Regions from separate parts of the Mus musculus genome. Here regions 1 and 2 are each linked to region 3. Evidence: chromatin loops called from intact Hi-C (ENCODE). Cell type or tissue: left cerebral cortex. All regions are shown on one strand. Links, peaks and the distances in the headings refer to the core of each region. The heading gives the core; the rest is flanking DNA. Region 1 has its middle 10 kb from the start of n-TWcca5. Region 2 overlaps Epn2 (epsin 2). Region 3 holds the start of Epn2 (epsin 2).

Region 1 (5,978 bases), core at 470-5,469, 160 kb after region 3:
TAGAGACCTCCGCTAATTGATCTTTCTTCTTTTCCCTTTTTCCTCTTTTTCTTCTAATCTCTCTCCAGGTATTCTTACCTGACCTAAACTTTTCCTCGGGTTCAAGACCCTTGGAAAGGCCTGTATACTTACCGTTTCTCCTTGCTCCTACTCTCTCTCCCCGCTTTACTTCTGATAGACTGCCCTGAATTTCCTCTAGAATTTTCAGCCCTATCTTAATCACTTGATAACATGTGAAAAGGAACAAAAGGGCTCCTAACACCAGAAAAAATTCAAGGCCAAACATTTTCCACTTTACTTCTGATAGACTGTCTTGAATTTCGTTAGAAAGTTCAAGATCAGACTTATCTTGTAAAGCTATACTTACGGGTTACCGCCGTTCCCCAGCTGAAAAGTTCTGAATTCATACAGTTGAATCCTTCTTAACAGTCTGCTTTACGGGAACCTTTATCACCGTCGTTCCCCAGCTGATGAGTTCTGAATTCGGCAGTTGAATCCTTCTCAACAGTCTGTGTTACGGGAACCTTTATAAACGTGATCCGCAGTTCTGGTTCCGGAATGAGGGATCCTCCTTGCGCCAGTCCCGAGTTTTTTTTCTCGTCCCGGAATTCGGCACCAATTGTTATTAGACGCGTTCTCACGACCGGCCAGGAAGAACACCACAGACCAGAATCTTCTGCGGCAAAGCTTTATTCTTACATCTTCAGGAGCCAGGGTGCAGGAAGCAAGAGAGCAAGAAGCAAGAGAGAGAGAAAAGCAAGAGAGAGAAAAGACGAAACCCCGTCCCTCTTAAGGAGCATTCTCCTTCGCCTCCGACGTGTCACTCCCTGATTGGCTGCAGCCCATCGGCCGAGTTGACGTCACGGGGAAGGCAGAGCACAAGTAGTCATAAGATACCCTTGGCACATGCGCAGATTATTTGTTTACCACTTAGAACACAGCTGTCAGCGCCATCTTGTAACGGCGAATGTGGGCGCGGCTCCCAACAAAAGACAGCACTTAATTGGGGTCTTGCTTACAGTCTCAGAGTCCATGAACATCATAGTGGGGAGTTGAGAGCTTTAAACTCTATTCTGTAGCAGCAGGCATGGGGGTGGGGCACTGAGCCTAGTGTGGGCTTTTGAAACCCATACCCAGAGACATACGTCTGCCAGCAAGGACACACCTACTTCAACAAAACCACACCTCCTAATCCTTCTAATCCTTTTCAACCAGTCCCACTAAGGATCAAACAAACATTTGAGCCTGTGGGGACCATTCTCACTCAAACCACCATAGGACTCCTTCTGTTTCATATCTGTACAGATAGAAGCCTTGATGGGACACCCTGTCTGAGCCCTCCAAATTCACTAAGAAACTGGTGGCACCTCCCGATAAGAGGGGATGGAAAGTCGGTGGGGTAGAGGAGGGAGGTGTCTGTTCAGCTTTAAGGACATTTCTAGACTATGTCAGCTGGGCTGTGGTCCAGCCCAATATCATACATGGCTGCTGGAACATGTTCAGGTTGTGGGAAGTAATCAGAGGCAGGCTGTCAGTGCAGTGTGCTAGAAAATGTGGAGTACATAGTGATTCTGCTGCCTTGCCCAGGGGCCTTTGGCCTTCACCTATTCAGTATTTTCAAGGCAATCCAACGGAGTTAGGAAATACTCCAAGTTGAGCCCTGTTTGACTTGGGAGCAAAATCCCAAACTCAGGCTCATTTGGAAGTCCCTCAGCAGATGGGTGTCAACTGTGCAGCACACCTGCTCAACATCAGAAGTCCCCAGAGTCCAGCCACATTGGCCACAGAGGACTAGAAGGGATGGTACAGTCATAGAACCACATGGTCCTAACTCTATCCTGAGCTCCAAGAGAAGCGTCAGGAGGGGGAGATGCCAGGCGCTGCTGGGACCAGCTCAGACAAAGATTTGCTTGTCTTCCAGTCCACGAGAGAACAGAAGGCTCAGCAGATGGACACTGGAGGAAGTTTCATGACCTGTGTCACTACCCACTGGACCAGCCAGGGAACCTGTAAAAGCGATCGTGCTGGGAGAAGGCAGAGCCCCATTGGACAGAGACTGGAGGGTTGCCTCTTCGAGGGCATGGGATGCATACACTCTTGTGTACTTTCTCCTCCACTTGTGCAAGTGCAAGACTCTGAGTCCCTGAAATGATTTGTCTTTAGGGGGCAGCCAGCACAGCTGAGCCTCTGCAGTACAGACAGCGACCTTGCCTAGCACATCCTGTAAGTGTATCTTCCTCTGCCTGGTTTCTCCCACATCTCTGTCATGCAGGGGTAAGGCTCCTGTCCCCACAGTGGCCTGTTCTTTCTCCCACTCTGAGGAAGTTTGGCCTCTTCTATTTGGAATGTTTGGAAAACGATACACCATATTCTGTGTGAGGGAGAGCTTCCCTCATGAGTGCAAGTTTCCCTTGCCCAGTTGTCTTCTATCATTTAGAACAGACAGATCATATGCAGTCCCTGCTCCAGTTGGTACAAGCCTGGGGTGTCCTAGTTTGCTTTCTCTTGCTGTGATAAAGACCAGGACCAAACGCAAAGGAGTGGGGAAAAGCATTTATATCTGGCTCACTCATCCTGATCACTGAGGGAAGCCAGGGCAGGAACTCAAGCAGGGCAGCAACCTGGAGGTGGGAACCAAAGCAGAGACCATGGACGGACCATGATCACTGGCTTGTTTTCAGGCTCACAGTCAGCTGACTTAATACAGACCAGGTTTAACTGCCCAGGCATGGCGCCTGCCACAGTGGGCTGGATGCTCTTACATCAATCATCAACCAAGAAAATGTCCTAAAGACTTGTCTAGAAGCCAGTCTGATGGAGGCAGTTCCTTAGTTGAGATTCTCTCTTCCCAGATACAACTAGGTTTGTGTCAAGTTGAACACACAACAAGCAAACCAACAAATAAACAAAAACAAGCAAACAGTAGGAACCTAACCAGCACAAGAGGCAGTTCCCTTTTGGGTGCTCACCAGAAAGTGGCTGTGAACACCTTTGTATATGTCATTAATGGAGGTAAAACATCAGTGCAGCGTGTGGAGACCCAGAACTTGCCATTGTCCCTCTAGTTCTCGAAGGCCAGAAGCAGAGCCTGTGCAGGGTCACATGACCAGGGGAGGCAGTTAGGAAAGACATCTGTTGCTTCTGCTGTCCTCACTCAGCTGGCTGAGGGCTCTTTTGCTCGACCCACCATATAAAGCCCAGGCGGTGAGGACAAAGTCCTCAAGTGCTAACCAGTCTGTCCTCAGGATGTCCAAACAGCTGGCAGTGTGCATGTGAAGCAGAAGAGCATGGCGCCCTCTAGTGTTACAGTCTGGTTAGGGCCTCGGGTACCTGAAAAGATCCCCCTTGACAGTAGCCAGAATTAACAGTTCTCATCCTGAGGTCTGAGACCCTTGCTCCTTTGTTCTTTGGAACACTTCTGCTAAGTAGGGCCTGCAGTTTCTGTTTTCTGGGTCTTTAAACCCGTTTATTGTTTTCATTTTATTTTATTTTATCTGTGTGGTTGGGACTTACATAACCCAGGTTGGCCTTGAACTTGCTATATAGCTGAGGTTGACCTGGAACTCCTGAGCTTTCTATCCCCACCTCCCAATTTCCAGGATTACAGACTTAGCTACCACACTAGGCTCCTTTATCCGCCTCTGTCTGGATCCACCCTCTCTAGCCTCTCCTTTCTCTTGCCCTGGCTTCTTCCTGGTTCCGAAACTTCTCTTCCAGCTTGGCTTGATGACCGCTCAGTTGCCGGCACCCACCTCGACTGTTTCCGTTGCTCTCTGCTGTCATTTTTTTTTTTTTTTGCCTCTTTGTGTTACAATCTCAACTTTCACAACAGAAGACAAGTGAAGACCATTGGAGAGAAGCCTTTGCTGGCTCTTTAGGGAAGCTGGGTGTCTCCCAGCAACTCACTGGATGAGGTTGCTTATATAGCCCAAGAAATGAGAAGGGCTAGGATGCTAGCATGGACTCTGGAATGTGTCCCGGGTACTTGTGACACCGAGGGAGTCTGGAGGCCAGCATGGGCTTTGATGAGCTGATAGGTGCCATTGATGTCCCTTCTTCCAGAGCAAAGGGAACTGATTGCTTTTGGTGGAGGGAAGGTGTTCCCCAAGTTCCTGAGGAATGCTGGCTTCTATCTAGCCTCTAGATATCCTCCTATAGCCCAGGTTGAGCTCATTGTGGATATTTGGACTGCCTTTTGGAATTAGGGGAGCTGGAATATTCTTTGAACCTGACATTGTTACACTTCAGTCTTAGCCTTCAGACCAGCTCAGTCTATGAGCAGAAGGGAGAGGCAACAAGCTCAAATTTCAGACTGTGCAAGCAACACACCCCTGTAGGCATATATTTTTCTTAACCTACTTTAATAAGAGTTCAACCTCTCCTCTGGCCCACCACCCACCAGAGGTAGTGGAAAAGAAAGGTTATTAGGGTGTTCGCAGCCTTCGTCCCGCAGCCGCCGCTCTTCAACGCCAGCGCCGCCTCTCTCTTGCCGAGCTCCAGCCGAAGGAGAAGGAGGGGGTAAGTAAGGAGGTGTCCATACCATGGCTCGTACAAAGCAGACTGCCCACAAATCCACCGGAAACAACTGTAAAGCACCCAGGAAACAACTGGCTACAAAAGCTGCTTGCAAGAGTGCGCCCTCTACTGGAGGGGTGAAGAAACCTCATCGTTACAGGCCTGGTTCTGTGGCACACCCTGAAATCAGATGCTATCAGAAGTCCCTTGAACTTCTGATCCGCAAGCTCCCCTTTCAGTGTCTGGTGCGAGAAATTGCTCAGGACTTCAAAACAGATCTGCGCTTTCAGAGTTCAGCTATTGGTGCTTTGCAGGAGGCAAGTGAGACCTATCTGGTTGGCCTTTTTGAAGATACCAATCTGTGTGCTATCCATGCCAAACGTGTAACAATTATGCCAAAAGATATCCAGCTAGCTAGCATACGTGGAGAATGTGCTTAAGAGTCCACTATGAGGGGAAATATTTCATTCTTAAAAAATTTTTTTCCCTCTTCTTCCTGTTATCAGTAGTTCTGAATGTTAGATATTTTTTCCATGGGGTCAAAGGTACCTAAGTATATGATTGCGAGTGGAAACATAGGGGACAGAATCAGGTATTGGCAGTTTCTTCATGTTCATTTGTGTGTGAATTTTTAATATAAGTGCAAGATGTAAAGCATTAATGCAAGCAAAATGTTTCAGTGAACACATTTCAACAGTTCAACTTTGTAGCAATTATAAATAAACCTGTTAAAATTTTCTGGACAATGCCAGCATTTGGATTTTTAAAAAAATAAGTAAATTTCTTATTGATGGCAACTAAATGGTGTTTGTAGCATTTTTATCACACAGTAGATTCCATCCATTCACTATACTTTTCTAACTTAGTTGCCCTACATACAAGTACATGTTTTTAATGTTGTCTGTCTTCTGTGCTGTTCCTTAAGTTTGCTATTAAAATACATTAAACAAACAAACAAACAAACAAACAAACAGAAAGGCTATTAGGATATGGGGAAGTGGACCTGTTTAGAAATAGTTCTCTGAGGCGATTCCAACCTTAGTTGTTCTCAGTGCAGTCTACTAGTAAACACCAAATATAAGCCAGCAGCTGCAGTTCAGGCCACTGGGCAGACACCACACAGGAACCAACAGCTGAAGTTCAGGCCACCAGGCAAATACCACACAGGAACCACCAGCTGCAGTTCAGGCCACTGGGCAGACACCACACAGGAACCAACAGCTGCAGTTCAGGCCACTGGGCAGACATCACACAGGAACCAGCAGCTGCAGTTCAGGCCACTGGGCAGATACCACACAGGAACCAGCAAGGGCAACTCAATCCAGAAGAAACTGCAAGGCTCTCCAACTGGCTGACTCCACTGAAGTGGCAAGAAGCCACAGGAACCTCACAAGAAGTTCTTTGACCAGTTTCTCTCTGTGAAGTCACCACAAGCAAAGCTCAACAATGCAATGTAAGGTGAA
Region 2 (5,978 bases), core at 449-5,448, 51 kb after region 3:
GTGGACCTTTTGTGCTCTGCCCAGTTCTCTGGATGTTTGTTAAAGTATACCTAATGCTAGGCTCTGTCCTCCCATATGAATTATCTGGGACACCCAGATAATGAATGGTTTTGTCCTGGTAGCAGCGAGCAGTGCTGTGTGAACCAGGCTTTGGCCAGGACTTGTCAGATCAGAATAGTGAGTTGAGCATCTTAGAGGTCGGTGGGCACTGAGAAACAGTGTCTTGTAGAATAGTGTGTTAGAAGGTGTGGGTAATTGGGGGCGGGGGGAGACCCATGCATTGTGACATGGGCAGCAGGTAGAAGGGTGAGGGGAAAGGAGTGGGTGTCACATAATTCAGGGACTGATCTCTCTTGCAATTGCTTGTATTTGGTCTAAAAGTTGTGTCAGCCTCAGCTGCTCTTTAGCGTACTTTGGCTACAGTGGAGCTTGCCAACTTCCTAGGGCCAATTAGTGTTACCTGAGTTCTTATCCTTGGAGACCAGAAAAACCTGTGGTGGTTGTACTCTTGAAGAGTAGAGTAGGGCTGGCGAGATGGCTCAGCAGCTAAGAGCACTGACTGCTTTTCCAAAGGTCCTGAGTTCAAATTCCAGCAACCACATGGTGGCTCACAACCACCCATAATGAGAGCTGATGCCCTCTTCTGGTGCTGTCTGAAGACACCTACAGTGTACTTATGTATAATAAATAAATCTTTGGGCCAGAGCAAGCAGGGACTGAGCGAACGGAGGTCCTAAAAATTCCCAACAACCACATGAAGGCTTAAAACCAGCTGTACCCATATACATAATATAAACAAATCCTTAAAAAAAATAAAAAGAGTAGAGTATAGGCAGCTGTGGAAGTGTTGTGGTGCTCTGGGGATAGTCGGCTTTCCAGGACTGGCTTTGATGCTTTCTTCTCCCAGATCTGTAACACAGTCTTTTTGTTGAGTGACCATTATCCAGGCCCAGCTATAGAGAATTCCTAGTGGGTCGGACCAGGGTCGCATACAGAGGCTGTGACAGGGAGCCTGAGTAGGACACGGCCTGCTGTGGGAACAGGTACCAAGAGCTCTGTTTGGATATGTCCTTTGCTTGCTCTTCAAATGGAGATGAAATTTGCCATTCCGACTATTTAACAAAACTGGAATATTTAACAAAACAAAACAATAAACCCCACACATTCACAGAGCTGTATAACTATTGTTACTAGGTAGAATGGAACTTGTTTCCATTACTCCAGAAAGAATCCATACTCAACTCCTAGCCACCAGCTTGCTATTATTATGCCTTGGTTCATGAAGACTTGTTTGATGTGGACATTATCATATTATTAGCAAAGTCACATTACTGTGGCCTTCATTTGTTGGCAGCATGTCTGCAATATAGTAGGTGTTTAGTCTTTTCCTGGCCAGAAGTATCCCCTGTGGATGTGGCAACTCATGGTACACTCTCCTCCCATTGGACATTTGCATTGTGTTTAGTTCCTGGCCATTGTGAATCTAATTTTCAAAAGAGAAGATTGAACTAAAGCCCAAATGATCACTATCTGTTTTTACATGGTGGTGAGGATTAAAGCTATCCTGAACAAGGGTGCTGCTCATGGTCGGCTCCTTGAGGCTGGTCCCTGTGCCTGTTCTCTGTGGACCTGCCCACTCTCGGCTCCCACACAGTTGACACTTTTACTGGTGACTGGAGGAATACACAGATCACCAAAGCCCAGAAATGTCCCCTCCCCACCTCTCCCCGCCAGCTCAGAGCTTGTGGTAGGACATCTTAGATTGCTGGGAGGTTGTGCACCCTGATAAGTTAAAGTGTATCCTTCCAGCATGGAGATAGCTGTTGGTAAAATCTGAACTACCTATCCACTTCTTTCCCCCTTACATTGTGTAACCGAATTGAGGTCACATTGTGTATTGTTACGCTCAGACACACATACATTTCCCAACTTGTGCTGTGCTGTGTATGTGCCCCATGTAGGTGTCATTGGAAACCGTGGTAGTACTCATTTGTGTGGTATGGGTTGGCACTTTGTGGTTGGGCCACTAGCTCTTTAGCAGCTATGTGTCCTGTGTAGGTGCTATTGAAAAATGATGCTGAAGTCACTGTGTTCTTTGGGTTTGGCCCCAGCTACTTGACCCAGGCAGGTGTTTTGCTTCTTGAAGCTCTGAGCTGGCTCCAGAGCAGGCCTGTGATATGGGCTTACTGCTTAGCCTCTGCTAAAACTGAGTGGCTAAGAGCCACTCCTCAGTCCCAGGATACTCATAATTATTAAAGTCTCTTCCCACAGCACAGAGCCACTCTCTGCATGAAAGGAATGCTTTTCTGAAAGCCACCATTTGTAGTGGGTCCTGTTATTACCAGTTCTTTCCAAGCAGCACTGGGGACTGCTGAGCCAAGTGGCCTTGGGAGGAAATGCTAAGAGCCCAGAGGAGGGAAGTTGGAGCCTGCCAGGTCAGCGGGGCACTTCCTCCTCTGTTCTAGATACACAAAGCTGCCACCTGGTCTGAAGAGGCCTCACAGCCTGTTAATTCAGAAGGCCTTGGCTGGCTTGTCACCCTTACAGTCTACCCACCTACCAGAGCCAAGGCCAGGACTGAGCCTAAGTTCCGCCTGCCGGTAGCAGGTGTGCTCTGGCTTCTTGATGACCCCAGTATGGACTGTGACTGCCGGCTGTGCACATGAATATTCATTTATCCACTGGGCTCCATGTGAATGGATCTACAGAGGAGGCGGAAGCTGCTGTCTCTCTGAACTTGGTTCCATTCTCCTTTCTACTCACTTGAGCTTTAAATAAGCCTTTATTTATTGGGTGTGTGGCATGGCAGGACCTACTGATGCCAGACCCTGAAGGTATAGAAGAGCCTTGTGATGGCCTCATTGCCCTTTCTCTCTCCTAAGGGCGGCGGGCCAGCCTCGTGTCTGCTGCTTTCCTGTGGAGTTAGGGGTTAGGGGTGGCACTCTCTTTACAGAGTGATTGAAGCAGACTGCTGGCTACAGGACTACCTGCTTGTGACTATGGTTTCTATTCATTTGGCACTAAATTCAGCCCATCAGCTTTCAGAGTCCCCGTTACACACACCTTGGACTTGCAGTGTTACTTGCAGAATGGAGACTTGACAGCTCATTTGGGTTCAACTGTTTATCCCTGATGATCTATGTCATTTGGGATTGGCAAGGGTTTGAGCTGAGCATGCATTTATTTCATTCTCTGTTCAGAGCTCTGAGTTTTGATTACTTTGTCCCCACTGGCTCTCCATGCTGCTGGCTCAGGAGGAGTGTTGCAGGTATCCAGACTGGTGGTGGGTAGCTGGGGTAATAAGCTCCAGGTCTTGAACTGTGAGGTATAGGCAGCCTATCCTCTCAGACTCCTAATCTTTGCATTGTCTTATTCTGCCTGAGAAACTTTATCTATAAAGATTTATTTCATTTTTCTTTGTTTGTGTATGCCACAAGTGTAGGGGTGCCTGTGGAAGCCAGACGAAGGCATTGCATTCCCTGGAGCTGAAAGTACAGTACAGGTTGTGAGCCACTTGATGTAGGTTCTGGGAATCAAATTTTATCCTCTGGAAGAGCGTCAATCACTTGTAACTGCTGAGTTATCTCTCCAGCTCCACTCTTCTTAAAGACATGGGGTGGGTGTCTGTTTATGGAGATGTGGTCATCTTATTCTCAGAATCCCCTCTTGCCCTGTGTTCTGGCTCCTGGCTTTCTATTGTCTTCAGGTTGGTACAATGATTTGTTTCTTCTTAGAGGCAGGGACCATCCCAGGGCTTGGCTGGAGGAATGCTAATCAAATTGATAGGGTAGAGTAAGACAACTATGCAAGAAGCTTGGGGTGTTATGTGTTTGAGCTAGGTGGCTCTTGCCTGAGAGGGCCTTGGGCAGGGCTCTTGTGTGTTAGGAGCTCAGATTTGCATGCATTCTGGCTTCCTATTTATCTCAAAACAGACCCACTAAATATCTATATTAGGTCTTCCTCAGAGTCTGTGTGCTTAGGGAGACTGTGATATTTTACTAAAGTTTCCAAGGGCTTTCTGAGGACAGCCATGGTCTCACACCCCTTGTCCCTAGTACCTCACTGAGTCTAAGCCCTTGGGGTTCTTCCTGTGTGGATTCTCAGTGTAGCTATGAAAGTGGCTCTTCATGTTTGTACCTGTAACTCTAGGTTTCTTTGTTCCCTCTAGTCCTGATGCCAACATGGTATATAGAGAGTAGGAAGGCGCTCCAGCCCCACCTGTGGAGAGAGGGCACGTGCACTTACCCAGAGGCTTGTACCTTCACTTAGAATGGAGGCCATTGTAGGACTACTGCAGGGTGGGAACTGCTGTGCTGTATTGTCTGAGACAGTGTTCTCTTACAAGCCCAGTGGCCCACTGGAAAGCCAACTGCGTGTTCTGTCCCCATGGCCTAGGGAGAGGGAAGCTCACTTTGCAGATCCTGTAGCACTTTTGGGAGTTGGGATTTACTTTAGCCACAAGGATTCTCCCTGGTTGTCAGGGCAGTATATGACCCTTTTAGACTATGGTGAGGTGAGGGGAAAACTCTTTGGTGGAGTATTAAGGTATTCATTTAAAAAAGGGCAGCAGGGGCTGGATATGATAGGATGTGTCTCCTTACGTGGGCAAGAAGAAAGACGACAGCAGTCTTCTGAGAGGCACTGATGCTCAGTGTTGTCAGGGACTACAGTACAGTGAGGTCTCCCCAGACTGTGTCCCTCAAGTGTATCTATCTAGCTGAGAGAGTAGTTGACCTTGCAGTGGGGTGTTTCTTTTGTGTAAAGCACCAGCGAATAGGGAAGAGACTAGGAAGGTATGCTGTATCCCTAGGATTCCCTTATGGCATTGGTCCTGGGATCTGTGTGTCATCATACCAGCTTTTCTGGCTTCCTGCCCAGCCTTCTCCCTGGCAAACCATTTCTACCATAATACTCTCTCCAGTTGGGACAGAGCCATGCCTGATGAAGTACCACCCCTGTAGTGTGAATCCACCTGAGGCTGGGTTCACAGACCTGGCAAAGCATCCCACACATAGGAGAGGATCTGGAAGTATAGTTTCAGGCTTGGAGTGAAAGGTTAGAGGTACTTCCCCAGGAGACAGTTGTTTCTGGAGGGTTTTGAAGCCTAGTGGTTCTGGAGCATTAGAACCAGAAAGGCCAAATAAGAGTTGGTAGGACATGAGAACAGGAAAAGTGCCATTTGGAAGTGCTCCTTGACAATGCATGTCATCTAGCTAGCACACAACTTTTGGGTGTATCACTGCAGCAAGCCTGGGGAGAAGTGAAGCCTGCTTTTATTCCTCTCCATCCTACACTACACTAGCCAGTAGCCTGGTCATACCAGAAGTTACAAGGGTATAGGGATAGTGACTGCAATATCTGAGCAGCACCCAAGTAAGCCTTTTGGCATTTTAGGGTCTTGTAGGTATAAAGTTATGTGCTTGAAAGACTAATAATGGGGTCATCTTTAACACCCATGGAGTGTCCTACTTCACAGGAGTGGCCCAGGGGAATGGAGTCCTTTTCAGATCTCAAAGAACATTGTCCTTAGCTTCCTAAGATTGACAAGTCCCTATTCTCTGAGCCCTGGTACATCCTAGTTGTCACAGTCTTGCTGGGTGTTCCTCCATGGCTAGAATTGGGACTGCAATTACCCACTCTTTTACTATAGGGAATTCAATCCAGGAAAAGACCCTTGGTTAGATGAGTGGTAAGTGAAGGATTCCAGAATGGCCAGGGCAAGAGTCAAGCTCAGTAGGGCCTGTAACAGAAGGCAGAGAGTTTCTTTGGTGTGTCCAAGGAGATAGGGAGTCTGGCCAGGCTAAGCATGGAAGCTGTGTGACTATCTCCACTAGTTCACATCTTTTGGGGTTCTTGAAGAGTTCATTTTTAAAGGAGATAATGAGCCAGGGAACATTATAAAAGTTACTGTTCTGGAAGCTGAAGAATGCTAAGGCAGCTTATCTAGGTACCCTATGTGAGCAAAGCAAGACTGTGTC
Region 3 (5,978 bases), core at 399-5,398:
GGGATTTGAACTCGGGACCTTAGGAAGAGCAGTCGGTGCTCTTAACCACTGAGCCATCTCACCAGCCCAAAATATTTCTTTATAAAATACTCTATGTTTTGAAGCTTCCCAGCAAATGTTATTAATTATTTTTAATCGAGGTGGAACTTTTGCTTCTTAGCTGGCAAAAAATTTCATCCAAATTCTGAAGTGAGGAGCTCTTCTTCTCCGCTTCGTTCTCAGACCTTGACCTTTCTCGTGGGTCTCGGCTTCACCTCAGCAGAAGCCTCTGAGGAGAGTCTTTCAGGCTGTTCCAGAGGATGGAGCTGTCTCCACCCTTGCCAGGCTGCTGTCATTGTCAATCTGGAGTTGTAAATGGGGCAAGGCACTATTATTTCAAGACAGTTCTCTTTTCCTCTAAGCTCCATTCTCTATAATGAGATTGTTGGGTCCCCAGTGTGTCATTTGACATGCAGGGTACTTTGAACTGAAGGACATTAGAAAGGTGTTGCCAGCAAAGTCTCTTTCTGACCCTTCCCTGCCTTTCTATATCCTATGCTCTTTCATCCCTCAAGCTGAGCCTCAGAAACTAGAATTCCTCTCCACCAAGATCAGCCACAAAGCCCAGACAATCTTTCTGTGTTGTCCATGGAGAAGTTCTGTAAGTTAGCCTGTAGGTCACTAGACCTTGCATTCAGAATGGGTTCTGTATATATCTAGAAAGCCAAGCCATAAAGAGAATCAGAACAGGCAAACCTCTCTGGTCTCCTCTCTTAGAGCTACCCTGTTCTGTCTAATCATGTCTCTGTATGGTGGCTCATTCTTCATCAAATGAACACACATAGGGAGTAGGTCAGCTTTCTCTGGGTCTTTTGAGTCTTTACTGCTGAAGGCTTCTGGCCACATCAATGATCAAGTCAGCTGTATTTTGCCCACTCCTGTTAACTAGTCTTTTGTTACAGAAGTGGCTGTTACTTTGTGATAAGGAACAGAGAAATCACATTTTCTGAAACCCAATGGGCCAGTTCAAAATGGAACTATAGTTTTTATGGCAAAGCAGGTACATAACATGTGATTTCATTCATTAATCCAGGGACACACTGTAGCAGTAAATTATGGGTCAGGGCTTCCAGCATCCAGAATGTTCTCCAGCTAGACTTTCAAAAGAAAAGTGACCACATGACCTTGTGTTAGGGGTGGCCTCCAGCTTTAATATATCGTGGGCCGAGAAAAGGACTCTAAATTCCCTGCTTTTGAGACCCAGGTGCCTTTTCTTTCTTGTGAATTTGTGAGTTCTTTATAGGAAAAATGTACTTGTGGTTCTGAGAAGTACAATGACCTGCAAACTCTCCTTCAGTGAGCAAAGGCAGAATGAAATTTTTGGGCATAGATTGGTTACAGAAATTGTCTTAGGGTTTGCATTGCTGTGAAGAGACACCATGACTAAGGCAACTCTTTTTTTTTTTTTTTTAAGATTTATTGATTTATTCTATTTAAGTATACTGTAGTTGTCTTCAGACACACCAGAAGAGGACACCGGATCTCATTACAGATGGTTGTGAGCCACCATGTGGTTGCTGGGATTTGAACTCAGGACCTTCAGAAGAACAGTCAGTGCTCTTAACCGCTAAGCCATCTTTCTAGCCTGGCAACTGTTATAAAAACAACATTTAATTGAAGCTGGCTTACAGGTTCAGAGGTTCAGTCCATTACCAACATGGCAGGAAGCAGGGCACAGTCCAGGCAGGCACACTGCTTGAGGAGCTGAGAGTTTTACATCTTAAATTGAAGGCCAACAGAAGAGTGTCTTCCAGGCAGCTAGGAGTCTCAAAGCCCACTCCCACAGTGACACACTTCTTCTAACAAGGCCACACCCACCCCAACAAGGCCTATTCTCCTAATAGTGCCATTCCCTGGGCCAAGCATATTCAAACAACTGAAATAGTTCCCTGTACTCTCCCCTTGAGCCCTGATTCATGTCCTAGACCCTGTTATGAGGGCTCTCTGCTAGCAGTTTTGGGGTCTAGCCTTCAGTTCTGACCCTTCTGAGATCCTCTCTTGGGGAAAGAGGGAAAGGACTCTCCTTACCTTCTTGTATAAGGCTCTGCTCTCATCTCTGGCCTGCCTCTGTGTGCTGTAGCTTGGCATGTGGCCGGCCCTACATTGCTTTGTTGGGTGCATAAGAGTGAGACTGCAGGCTTGCAGTTGGGGTTGCTAAATCCCAGTATCCTGATGAATCATGGGAGACTCGAGCGGCCGAGGGTTCAACCACTTGGGCTGCCAAAGTTCTGGACTCAACCTTTTTATTGAAATGCACACACAGAAAAGTATACAAATCTGAAATATGCATAAGTGAATCTTCATGAAGTGAACGCACTTGTAGCAAAATAAATCAACCCTGTCTGGCACCTGGCCTCCTTCCTGTCTCTTCATCACAACATTTTTCACGTGCAAGAGGAAATACTAGGAGACCATGGTTCTGATTAGGCTAGGCGGGGTTCTGTGCTTGAGGATTTAAGGGAGGAGCATGGATTGATGGTTAAGGTAGTTATGTATGCCCTGGGGAATTGTTGAGGTAGGGGGGATGTGTTGGACTCTGAGTTAGGGCTTCATAAATTTGTTAGGTTTGTGTAGAAGCAGGAGCTATTTAGAGAAGGCCTTGGGGGCATATGTGGGAGGGGCGGACCGGTTTGGAGGCGGGGCCTAGGAGCGAGGCAGGGCGGAGCCAGTGTGTGTGGGAGGAGCCTCCGCGCTCGGAGGGCGGGGCTCGCGCGCGCGCGCTCGCTGCCGGCGCGCCCCCTCTCGGCCGCCATGTTGGCTGGCGTGTGGGTGTCAAACGCTGCACAGGCTCGGGTCGCTCCCGCTTCTCCCGCGTCGCCGGCGGCTGCAGCCTTGCACTCGCGCTGGCCAGGAACGGAGGTGAGCCGGGACTCGCGGGGCTTGGTGTGGTGGTGGCTCGGGAGTCGGGGCGGGGCGGGGCTGCGCGCAGACCTTCTCTTCCAGTGCGTGGACGCCCCTAAGAGCACCGGCTTCCCCCTCGCCGGCCGGGGCGTGCACCGTGCGGCCAGCCGGACCCCACCCGGCTGGACGGCTCAGCCAGGCCCCGCCCCACCTGAGCCCGCTCGGAGCCGAGAGAGAGGCGACGTCTGCCTCCCGGCTTTGGCTCCTGTCCTCGCCTCACACCTCAGCGACAGAGCCTTCAGTTTGGAACAACCCCGCCCCTCCCCAGAGCGTGCTCGCCCCTCGAACCGGGTCCGAGCCGGCCGGCCCTCCCTCAGGGGACCGGGGGAAGGGGATACTCTTCCCCACGTCTTTCTCGCCCCCGGGACTGGATTCCCCTTCCCGGCCCCCACTCCACAGCACAGCGGGGACGGGGGCGGCGAAGCCAGGCTCCAGCTGCCTTTTGTTCCGCGTGGGATGGCAGAGACCTGGCGGCCCTGTTGGGCGAGTCCGGGTGGGCGAGCCGCGCGTGGGGTCGGCCTCTTCCGGGAGACCCTCGCTCTCCCGTGGGCCGGCTTCGTCGGAGCGCGAGCCGAGCGCGTTGGGAGAGGCAGGCCATTCCTAGAGGAGTCCGGGCCAACAGGTTTTTGTTTGCAACCTGAAGTTGGCCCAGTGGTTTTGCAGGGGGAGCAGATTGTCTGAGCTCCCTAGAAACCCTAGGTCGGCCGGTGTAAGTCTGTTGCTTGGTCTCGGGCCTCAGTCCTTCCCAGCGGCCTCTTCACTTTAGTGCTGCCTTGGGAACGCATTTGAAGTCTATGTTTCAGAAAAGATAGGATTTAGCTATTCTTGTGTTTTTTGACTAGGGGAACTAAGGCCCAAAATGTGTTAGCTTGCCCAAGGTCATCTAGGGATAGGGTGTTTGACACAGCTGGAAGCCCCAACTCTGGGACACTTAAGGATTTCTTCAACGTTTAGGATTCCCCCAAATCGCTTGCCTGCTATTTTTAACATTCATACAAGAAAATGGGCAAGGGAAGATGAGAAAGAAGTGTGAATTCTTCTTTTGCACAGTCAAGAAAATACCCTGTGGAAGAAGGGATTGAAATTGGGTTGAAATGATTGAAAAAGGTGAATTTCTTTGATCCATGTCCCTATTATGTAATATAAGAAAGACTTAACGGGAACTTTGTGGTCTTGTAACTCTAGATTTAGAGTGATAGCGGCAGATACTGGATTCTCTCTCGGTGATCGGCTTTGCATTGGTAATTAAGCTTTCCATCTATGTATTGTTGGTAATGAAGCTCTTGTCTGTATTTAAACGAGCTTGGGAGGAACTGCAGCTTTTCTTAGGGCATTTGTGATTAATGATTGTGTTGGGGAAACACCTGTAGGTCTTGGTTTTTTTTTTCTTTTTTTGAATGTTTGCTTTTGTTATGTTTGTGACAGGCTCTCACTGGGTAGTCAGTCTGGCCTGGAATGCACAGAGATCCACCTGCATCTGCCTTTTAGGGTGGAGATATTAAAGATGTGGGCCACCACACCCAGGCTGCTTTTGTGACTTTAAAGTTTGGTTTTCCTAGTTTTAAAGTTAGGCTAGTTATGTGTAACTGTGTGGCTGGGTTGTTGTTTCATAAACATGAATTGCAAAGTACTGTTCCACATGGGTTGATTTGAGTAATTTTGTTCAGTATTTGGATTTTTCCCTGAGCCCTGAGATAGAAGGATGGGGGCTGTGTTGGTCTCCTTTCGCTGCGGGGTGTATGGTGCCAAACATCTGAGTTACCAAGAAACGAGAAACTTTAAAAAAAAAAAGTGTGTGTGTCTGGGGGCCAGTGTATAGTGTTGGTACCCTCTGAGTGCAGAAGAGGGTGTCATGCCCCCTGCAGCTGGAGTGCATTTAGTTGTGAGCCATTGAAGTGGGTGCTGGGAAGTGAGCTCTGGTTCTTTAGAAAGTATGTGCTCTTGACTGCTTAGCATTCTCCCCAGCCCAGGTATTTGAAACTTCCAAGTGATGATACCTGGCATGGTGTTTGCAGTCTTGAATAATAGCCCATCCTTTGCAGAACCTCTCTGTGGAAATATGACTGCCTCTTATGTAATCTTTCATAATGAGGAATAGATTTCCCAAGAGTGGAGATTCTGATAAGAGTCCTGTGAAAGTAGTTGAAAAGTTTTGGAGAATCTGATTTATGTTAATGGTGTTTTTTTTTTTTTTCTTCTAGAAGTTAAAGGAAGTTTTAAATTTCACTAATAGTGGCAACTTTCGAGTTCTTTGTGGACTGAAGCATGAAAAGAATGAATTTGATTCAATTGCCCACTGTGTGCAGAGTTCTCCTGCCTTGTGGATGGGATGTGATTGAGTGCCATGAGCACCTAGTGACCCTGAGAATTTATTCCCCAAAGAGTCTCACTGTGTAACCCAGGTTGGCCTAGAATTTGATTCTCCTGCCTCACTCTCTCCAGGGATTGAATTACAGGGCACAGGATACCATGGTTGGCCCTTGGTCTGTATTTGGGTTTACGCTTGCCTCACTATCAAGCTTTTGCCAGCTGCCAATCTTTGGACCCTTCTTCCTCTGCTCTCCCAACCTTTCTACCACACAAGGTCTGTTAGGGTACTCTGGGCATTTTGAGACTGTGACACTTTGAGGCCAGTGGTTGCCTCGTCTTTCTTTGCTTTTCCAAGGCTCTGTTCAGTCTGTGACATACAATAGTACTCAGGTCTGTAATAAGTAGTCCTGTGGGCCAGGATGATGCTTCTATGATTTTGTACCACTAGTCCCACTGTTTAATCTTGCTCTGGTATAAACTGTTGGCCATCTGTACTGTGAAATGACTATCTAGTGGATTTCTGTATTTTCTTCCCGGCAGTGTTGGGAATGGAACTTGGGGCCTCACACATGCTAGGCAAAGTACTCTGCTACTGAGATGTACCCAGCCCTCCAGTGGATTGAGTTTTTGAAAATTGACATACATTCTGATAAGGCAGTCACTGGCTGTGGAGCTCTGATTGCCATGGAATGCCGTATGTACACCAGGTTGACTTGGTGCTGAGGTTG

Evidence for each region. Peaks named below come from ENCODE experiments on the same cell type or tissue, not always from the same donor. Only the 100,000 strongest peaks of a DNase experiment are listed, where the experiment ranks them.
Region 1: a loop joins it to region 3, with 2.4 times the contacts of the local background. A loop is called at or near these places in 4 of 42 quality-filtered maps.
Region 2: it touches region 3 in a loop (4-fold over the local background); 11 of 42 quality-filtered maps call a loop at or near these places.

What each region holds. Positions count from the first base shown.
Region 1 is chr11:61,415,379-61,421,356 of GRCm38, reverse strand. It overlaps the pseudogene Gm12271. Among named protein-coding and RNA genes, the nearest start is that of n-TWcca5, 10 kb to the right of the region's middle. In left cerebral cortex, for the core only: CTCF peaks have their summits at 3,305 (motif pointing left) and 4,638 (motif pointing left); DNase peaks (open chromatin) are centred at 1,933, 3,292 and 4,669.
Region 2 is chr11:61,525,995-61,531,972 of GRCm38, reverse strand. All of the region lies in intron 7 of Epn2 (epsin 2), which reads left to right. Among named protein-coding and RNA genes, the nearest start is that of B9d1, 24 kb to the right of the region's middle. In left cerebral cortex, for the core only: a CTCF peak has its summit at 2,432; DNase peaks (open chromatin) are centred at 1,645, 2,531 and 4,860; H3K27ac peaks cover 4,043 bases.
Region 3 is chr11:61,576,487-61,582,464 of GRCm38, reverse strand. It overlaps Epn2 (epsin 2), which reads left to right and starts at 2,778. Exons shown (of 11, transcript NM_001252188.2): 1 at 2,778-2,898. In left cerebral cortex, for the core only: a CTCF peak has its summit at 2,776; DNase peaks (open chromatin) are centred at 2,211, 2,751 and 3,327; H3K4me3 peaks cover 2,546 bases; H3K27ac peaks cover 2,247 bases.